Linked DNA regions of Mus musculus: region 1 is linked to region 2. Evidence: chromatin loops called from intact Hi-C (ENCODE). Cell type or tissue: heart. All regions are shown on one strand. Links, peaks and the distances in the headings refer to the core of each region. The heading gives the core; the rest is flanking DNA. Region 1 has its middle 19 kb from the start of Gm40451. Region 2 has its middle 14 kb from the start of Gm24154.

Region 1 (4,401 bases), core at 117-4,116, 52 kb before region 2:
CTGGGATTGCTTGGAACACATCCTACCTCAGACCTCAAGTTAGACTATTCTCTCCCAGGTGGCCAGAGGAAGAAGTATCTCCATTGGATCTTCACAAAGGCCTTTCCTGTACCTCGGATATATAGAGAAGATGCTTCCTATGTGGGCCTCATTTAAGTTTCTGGCTTGCCCAATTCTGAGAACTATCTGGCAGTATGTGTGGATTTCAAAGCAATTAAGACCTCGAGGCTTCATTAAGCAGAACTTGTAGCCTGACACTGCAAGCCTCCCTGCCCCAGGGACAATGGTGTTCAGTCCTGACTAATGCTTCCACATGCTCTCTCCCAGCTTGGGAGGCAAGATTGTGTGACGGCCATATTTGACTATTCCTATTCTTGGCACTGTGTGTGTGTGTGTGTGTGTGTGTGTGTGTGTGTGTGTGTGAGAGAGAGAGAGAGAGAGAGAGAGAGAGCAATGTGCACGCACATTCATGCAGACTTGCTCAAGTATATAATATATATACTATTGTCCCTCCAAAATTCTTAGTGGAATACTGATGAAAGGCCTAAGGAGGAGATGCCTCGGTATGTAAGGTACTGGCTGTGTAAGGATGAGACTTGAGTTCAGATCTCCAGAACCTGTGTAAAGGCCGGACACGGGTCATGATCATCTGTAATCCCAGTGCCTGTAGTGAGGCAGAGACAGAACCCCCAAAATCTTCAGGCAAGCTAGCCTGGTATGTACAGTAGAAAAACAAAAGAGATCCTGCCCCAAACAAGGTGAAAAGCAAGGACTGACAACCCAAGCTGTTCTCACATGCATACACAGACACAGACACACAGATATACACGAGAGAGAGAGAGAGAGAGAGAGAGAGAGAGAGAGAGAGAAAGTACTTTTAGCTACATTCACCTTCAAGGTGGGAAAAGCCAATCAATGAGAAAAATATAGTTAAAATGCATCAACAGCCCTGTGCTACAGTCTTTTAAAAAGATGGATTGATGTTTCTACATCCCATAATTTATACATTATTTTATTTTTTTGTGTTTGGGTGTTTTGCCTACCAGTATGTCTGTGCATTATGTAGAAGCCTGGTGTCCACAGAGGCCAGAAGAGGGTATTGAATCCCATGGAACTGGAGTTAGAGGTGGTTGTGGGCCACAAAATGAATACTGGGAGTCAAACCTGCGTCCTCTAGAATATTAGTCACCATTCTTAATGGCTGAGCCATCTCTCTAATGCCACACAACAACAATAAAAAACAACAACAATAGCAAGCAAACAAACAAAAAATTAACCAACCGAATTGCAGATGCAAAAAGAGCATGATTTGTTCTAGGTTTCTGCTAGGTGACCGTAACTATCCTTAGGGCAAAACAATGATGCTGACAATATAAAGTATGATCTGTAGTGTGTGTCTTCTTATTTCCCACCAACGCCTGGCGGGGCAGAGATGAGCTCTGCATTCCACGGATGAGGAAACAGGTTCAGAGATATGAAGACATGTTAAAAATACTCTTCAAAGGAAGTTGGACTCAGAGCCAAGTCTGTGCAACACCAAAGTCCTCCCATTACCCCATGCTCTAGCCTCCGGGGGATGACAAAGCTGTGCCAGGGAGCTCCACTGGTCCAGTCATCACTGTCAGCTGTAATGTCAATCAATGGATGCTAATAGGCTGAGCAGAAGAGAGAGTGAGGTGGATGTGGGAAGCACAGAGTTTGGAGGAGTGGGTGCACGTGGGGAGATACGTCGGTCTGGTAGAAGTTATAGGCAGATAAGGAACCTGAAGAATCTGTGTCAGCTCACTTGTTGATGACATGTCACATGCTTGTACAAGCCTCTTAGCTACCAGGGTACTGGGCTGTTTGGCTTCGTTTTCCGGGAGTGAGACTGATAAGCACATTCCATTGAGACCAGACGCAGCCAGGAGAGGCCAGACGCCAAACAGTGTACAGACCATGTGGGGAGAGTGGGGAGAAGCCTGCCGCTTTCTAAGGCTGCATGGGCTTTCTGTGAAAGGTCAGGGAAGGAAGAAATGAAGAGAATGTTCCGTGAAAATTGGCCTCAAGCTGAATCCATGTTTCTAAGAAGTTGCAAGTCCTGGCTACTAAGAAGGAGAGAGAGCCTGAACGTGTGCATGTATATGAAGTATGTGTTTTTGCATGAGCTCCTGTGTCTCCTGTGTGTGTTTGTGACACAAAGAAAATGATGGACAAGCTTTGGAACATGTGGTTGTTAACAAGTATTTACAATTTGTTCTCAATCTTTATCTTTGCTGATTTTTTTTTAATATGGCCTGAGGATATTTTTAAATGTTATATGTATGAGTATGTTGCCTTCATGTATGTGTGTATGTTTGTGTGTCTATGGTCTATGTGTGTGTATATGTATGTATGTGTGTATATATATATATATATATATATATACATACACACACACACACACACACACACATATATATATATATATATATATATATATATATATATATATATATATATATATGCGCCATGTGTGCGCAGTCTCTGTGGAGGCCAGAAGAGGGCGTCATATCTCCTAGAACTGTAGTTACAGACAGTTGTAAGCTGTAGTGTGGGTGCTGGGATCCGAATTCTGATCAACTGGAAGATCTTGCAGCAAGTTCTTAACCACTCAGCCATTGTTCTAGCCCCCTGACACTTTAAGAGTTATTTATTTATTTATTTATTTATTTACTTAATGAATATGAGTACGCTGTAGCTGTACAGAAGGTTGTGAGCCTTCATGTGGTTGTTGGGAATGGAATTTAGGACCTCTGCTTGCTCTGGTTGGCCATGCTCACTCAAGTCAACTCCACTAGCTCAGTCCCTGCTAGCTCTGGCCCAAAGATTTATTTATTATTATAAATAAGTACCTTATAGCTGTCTTCAGATGCACCAGAAGAGGGCCTCAGATCTCATTACAAATGGTTGTGAGCCACCATGTGATTGCTGGGAATTGAATTCAGGACCTTCAGAAGAGCAGTCAGTGCTCTTATCTGCTGAGCCATCTCTCTAGCCCCCGACTCATATTTTTAACACATAATTTGATAATTTGTTCATCAAATGATAATGTGAGTAGGTCCAGAGAAGAGGGAAGAGAGACCATATAGGAAAGTGGGAGAGGTCTTGGGATGCCACAAATCTCTTTCTGAATCCATATTCAGTGCTCCCCCCCATTAGTTCCATATAAGAACAAAGGGTGGCAATTATGGAACATTTTGTGCATTTACAGTGTGTGTGTGTGTGGTGCGTAATTTAGTGTGTTGTCTGGTTTTAGTTGTTATTGTTGCTCTTTTGTTTTAGTTTTTTGTAGTACTGGAGATTGAACCTAAGGTCTCACTCATGGTAGGCAAACAAGCTTCTACTGTGCTACAATCCCCAGGCAGGCCTCAAACCTGCAAGTCCTCTGTCTCAGCCTCCCAGGGAAATAGCTGGGAATACAGGCCTTTACCACCAAGCCCAGGTTCATTTCATCTTCAGAGTTGCTCCTCTATCTCATTTAGTCTGCTAGTGAGCACAAGGAACTGAAAATTTAGGTGCTGGAGGAACTTTCTGGAGATCTCCCCAAAATTGAGGGGCAGATTTGACCCCAGGCCCATCATAATTTTATAGTTATAGTTTTGGTTTTTTTTTTTTTTTGTCCGTTTGTTTGCTTGTTTTGTAAGGGTCCATGATTCACCAAAGAATGATGCCCCAGACTCAAATAGCGTGTAAATGAAAAGAGTGTTCAGCATACTGGGGTCTCCCATTACCAAGACAGAGAGACAACCAAGTGAGCTCGCAGTCTCAATTAAAGCACACTGTAGCTCTGGGATAGATGAATTTTATCTTACTCTATTTCTAGGCATTCCGGAATCATTACTGGGGGCGGTGAAGGCTGGAGCCTGGGGAGGGGGGGTGATTATCTATTAGTAGTTGACTTATCTTGACTCGCCCAATTCTTAGGTCTCGTCTCCTTAACTGCCAATTTGAGGTCTGTCATGGAATCCGCCTGGCCTTCTCAGTTTGTTTGTTTGTTTGTTTGTGTTTTTGAGATGGGGTTTCTCTGTTTCTAGCTCTGGCTGTCCTGGGACTCAGTCTATAGATCAGGTGGGCCTCAAACTCAGAGATCTGTCTGTATCTGACTCCCAAATGCTGGCATTAATGGTATGTACCATCACTGCCCAGCCATATAGTTATACTCTTAAAAGAACATGGAAGGACTTTTTTTTTAATAAAAAAAATATTTACTTAGAAGCATTCAGAATGTCAGCAAAACAGCCGTAACATTTTTTTCTTTCTTTCTTTTTTTTTTTTTTTTTGCAATTACAGAGTGGTATTCAGTTAACAGAACAACAATTATCTTCATATAAGCTGCATCAGAGACAACTGAAGATGAAAAAAATAAAACCCAAAAATAAA
Region 2 (4,401 bases), core at 286-4,285:
GAGGCTGAGGCCGCCTCCCAAGCCAGGCGGACACCTGTCCTCTGGTCCGGACGGTGGCCGGCTGTCTGCGGCCCGCCAAGGGTGCTGCCTCAGCGGCTCTGTGCTTCTGCCCGTCCCAGAAGCTGTCCGGTCCTTTCATAGTGTTTTTACCTCAACACTATCTATCTCATAGTTTCTTGCTCCTACCCTAACAAGTGTGAGGCCACAGAGGATCTCATTGCTGATTAGCATTTCTCTGATTGACTAGATCCTTTCATGCACTACTTTCAAATGCTGCTCACATCTCTTCTTGGGGGAATATTGATTTTGACCTTTCAGTACTTTAGATTAGATTAGCTTGGTGTGATGCACATGCCTTTAATTTCAGCACTTGGAAGGCAGAGGCAGGTAGATCTCCACGAGTTTCAAGGCCAACCTGGACTTCATATCAATATTGAGGCCAGCCAGAGCTACAGAGTGAGACCCTGTTTCAAAAACAAACACACTAAGACCAAACCAAACAAACCAAAATGAACCAAACCAGCAACAACATCAAAACCAAAAAACAAACAAAGTTCTGTTCATGATTTAGGAGCCGGAAAAATAGCCATTTTTGTGAGTATCTTGGATTATTCCAATTTCCAGAAGAATGGCAAACCAAGGAAACGCAATGGCTCTTTAAACCAACACTGGCCACAACTCTGGAATGATAACTGCTTGGACACAGGAGATGTGGATCTGATTGGGGGGTGCTGGGTGTTTTCTTCAAACGCTCCACTACTCCATTCCAGGACTGCTCAGTCACCTCTGAATACTATTTGCTTCAAAGCTTATCATATAATAATATAAAAATGAGGACATTTGAGGGCTGTGAGATGGCTTGGTCAGTAACCAGAGTCCAACCCACAGAACCCACGTTTAAAGAAGAAAGGAAAGCCAGCTGTAGAGACTGGCTTAGTAGGGAAAGGTCCTTGCTGCCATGCCTGACACCCTGGGTTCTATATCCATGGGAGAAAGAGAGAATAGATTCCTGCAAGTCGTCCTCTGACCTCCATTACAACTCAGGGACATTCATGTGCCTCTCCCAACCCTACACACACACACACACACACACACACACACACACACACACACACACAGAGAGAGAGAGAGAGAGAGAGAGAGAGAGAGAGAGAGAGAGAGAGGTAAATGTATCAATAGATGGGTAAATAAACAAATGAAATGTTTATAAAGTCAGGCTCCATAGCATGCATCTGTAACAGTCTGGGGAGGTAGAGAGGGGCGGGTCCTTGGGGCTCCCTGTCCATCTACTTTAGTCCAATGGTTGAGTTTCAGGCAAGGTGGGAAATCCTGTGTCAAGGAAAAGGCATTTGAGGACTAACATCTGAGGTTGTTCTCAAGTGTGTATACAGGTACAGTCATACCTGCACACATATATGCTCACTTACTCGAGAGTGTGAGCATACACGAAGGCACAAAAGGCAACATTTTCAGCCAGGCATGGCTGTCTTGAAACCTCTCCAGGACATATAATTAATAGGCACATTTTTCTGCGGCTGGCATGAGGCATCGGGGCTGCAGAGAAGAATCCAGACAGCCGCTCTAGAAGCAGCTGCTAAGATCTGCACTCTAATTTGCTGCCACAGCTTGACACAGTGAGATGCATTAAAATGTGCCACATTGGTTAACATGGGTTCAAGTAGACAAAGACTGCCAATTTGGAAGGAGGGTAAATGGCCTTTGGTGGCTCTCTTCGTGATGCCCAGACGGCATGCGGTGGAAAATTACAGTGTGCTTATATGGGCAGTTCTGGCACAATCCAAGCACAAATGAGACCCGAGGATTAGCTTTCCTGGATGAATAATTATTCCTGAATCATGAGACAGGCACCCGTGGAAAGAAAAGTGCTTGTCTTTCTAAGAAGTCTCCAAACACTGTCAGAGATTCATATCCTCACATGAGTTCCGTGCAAATGAGAACCGGCCCTTAACATTGTTCTGAGCCAAAGAAAATTCTTGGTTGGGACTGAGAAAAAAAAAAGTTAGATAAATAATTTCTTCTTGCCTCTCAGAAGGCCACAGCTATCGCTGCAATCCAGAGCTGGCCTCTAAGCAAGTCTGGCGGGTTTTGCTTGGACCAGCTGCTATGATGAACTTACAGTAATTCCAGGTTTTCCTCTACTCCAGACAGAGCCAAGAGCTATGAAGTAAGCCGGATGCATCCGGCTTACTTCATAGCTCTCTTCAGTACCTGCTGACTACTGACCGTTCAGTTTTCTGACTTCTTTCTTTACTAAAACAGGACCATAGGGGAAATTCCTTCCAGGCAGCCGAGGAAGCTGGCAAAGATTTATTTCAAGTTAATTAAGAAAGCTGTGCTAAGCACCAAGGGAGTCTGTTTAGTTGGGCTGTGGGACGTGACCACCGCATCAAGGCTGAGCTGGACCTTTTTGCTCCCTTTACCACAGACCTTCTGTATTTTACCATTACCACTAGGAGGTGGGGAAGATGAGGGGAAACTGAGCTCAGAAAGACTGACTCCTTAGGATGAGCCACTGGTAAACCAAAGTCTCAGAATTTGAACTTGGCTTTAGTCTGAAGAATATGTCCTCTGCTTGTCTGCCCTATGCTATAAGATGGCCATAAGCAACGAAAGCCTCCAGTTAGAGCCCAAGGAGAGAGCTCGGGGTGAGAACTCCAAGCTGAGTAAAGGTGAGGAAACAGGCTAGCTGCTGGTAGAATGCTTGCCCAGGCTGCGTGAGGCGATATAAACTGTGTATGTTTGTGATCCTCCTACAAGGAGGCAAGGGCACCAGAAGTTTAAGAGGGCCCTTGGCTACACAGTGAGTAAGTTCCAGGTAGCCTGGACTACATGAGACTGTCTCTGAAAAGACAAGTGGGAGAGCGGGGAGCTAGGCAGACAGGATATGTGGAAATGTGTGGAAACGCAGCAGAAGCTGGGTTTGTGTTGATCCTGGGCCCAACTTCTGAAGATCTTAGGAATCCCGGAGCCCAGTGGGAGATAGTTGGACAGATTTTCTGGAACCTAGAGCAATTTTTTTTTTCCTAAGGCAAACATTCAATATGAATAAACTCAAGTGCTTTTCCCCTAAGGCACACATTCAATATGAATAAACTCAAGTGCTCCAGGGGTCTCAGGATCCTAGATATACCCCAGGACACTGAGATCTGTGGCGTAAAGACTTTAAAATGGGTTTCTTGTGAAGGATGGGGGACTCATTGTCCCCACCTCTTGATGGGCCGACAAGAAGGTACAGAAGGTATGCTCTCAGGGTAGAAAGGATTTCCAACCCAGAGTGGTAAATGGCTTCTGACTAGAATTACCCCCAGGAACCCGACAGGCCTGGAAGATCAAGGACAACCTGGCTGACAATGTCTTCCATTTTTGCCTGTGGTGTTTTAGACTCTTCTGCTGACCCTGAAGCAGCTCCACAGGCCTGGATGTTCCTGAAGTCACTTCCTGAGGCACGGAGGCGATGCTTGTGGCAAAGGTGTGATTCGAGATGCTCAAAGTAGTCATATGGTAGGATCCGGGAAATGACTCATCGGAGATCCCGACATGAGGAAAATTCATTCCCAAAACCACCAAGGGAGAACCAGGGGGATGGCTCACTTGGTTAAAGTGCTTGTCAGACAAGTATGGGACCTGGATACCCCAGGACCGTGTGGAAACAAAATCAGGTATGGTGGCACACGCCCATAATCTCAGGGCTAATGTGACACAGATGGGAGCTGGCCAGCCAACCTGGCATAATGGGTGAGCTTCAGGACAACAAGGGCCTCTGTCTCAAAAATAAAGTAGACCACACCTAAAGAATGGCATGGAGGGTTGATTTCTGGCCTCCACAGGCACATGCATGTGCATGTACACATGGGTGTACACACATGTGCAAATACATGAATTCAAGAGAGAGGAATGGTCCCACCCCTTTTCTTGATTGGGAATAAAGGTCTAAAAAGGAGACCAGAGACATATTCATCCTTGAATTATTTGTAGGGAATTAACCATGAAGCCAAGGGCCCGTAGAAGATGAGCCATTCACCAGCTCTGTGTCTCTTGGTAGGGGAAGGGCAGTCTCCACTGGATGAAATGAAACAGACAAAGAAATGGGCAAAAACTATTTATGGATAATAACTTCTGAGACCTATATACCCATGTATTGGCTTCACAATGAGTCTTTTATTGTAATGTGGAACATTTGGTGACTCAAGAGACACAGAGCATGTGACTCACGCAAAGGTGGTGGGCTCCAAACAGAGAGACCTAATAGTTTGTTCTTGGCTGGACACTAAGAAGTTGTGGGCAAATTACCCCTCCCTGAGACTCCCTTTTCTGTCTGCTAAGCAGAAAAATGATCCTGAATCTTGACAGAGCTGCATACATTTTGAAAGTGCAAAATAC

What was found. Hi-C counts contacts between places; a loop is a spot of excess contacts. Peaks named below come from ENCODE experiments on the same cell type or tissue, not always from the same donor. Only the 100,000 strongest peaks of a DNase experiment are listed, where the experiment ranks them.
Region 1: it touches region 2 in a loop (2.2-fold over the local background); 1 of 42 quality-filtered maps calls a loop at or near these places.

What each region holds. Positions count from the first base shown.
Region 1 is chr7:112,653,749-112,658,149 of GRCm38, reverse strand. No RefSeq gene overlaps it. Among named protein-coding and RNA genes, the nearest start is that of Gm40451, 19 kb to the left of the region's middle. In heart, for the core only: CTCF peaks have their summits at 1,409 and 2,529 (motif pointing right); a DNase peak (open chromatin) is centred at 1,869; H3K4me3 peaks cover 917 bases; H3K27ac peaks cover 3,557 bases.
Region 2 is chr7:112,601,688-112,606,088 of GRCm38, reverse strand. No RefSeq gene overlaps it. Among named protein-coding and RNA genes, the nearest start is that of Gm24154, 14 kb to the left of the region's middle. In heart, for the core only: no CTCF peak of the experiment used is centred there; a DNase peak (open chromatin) is centred at 2,108.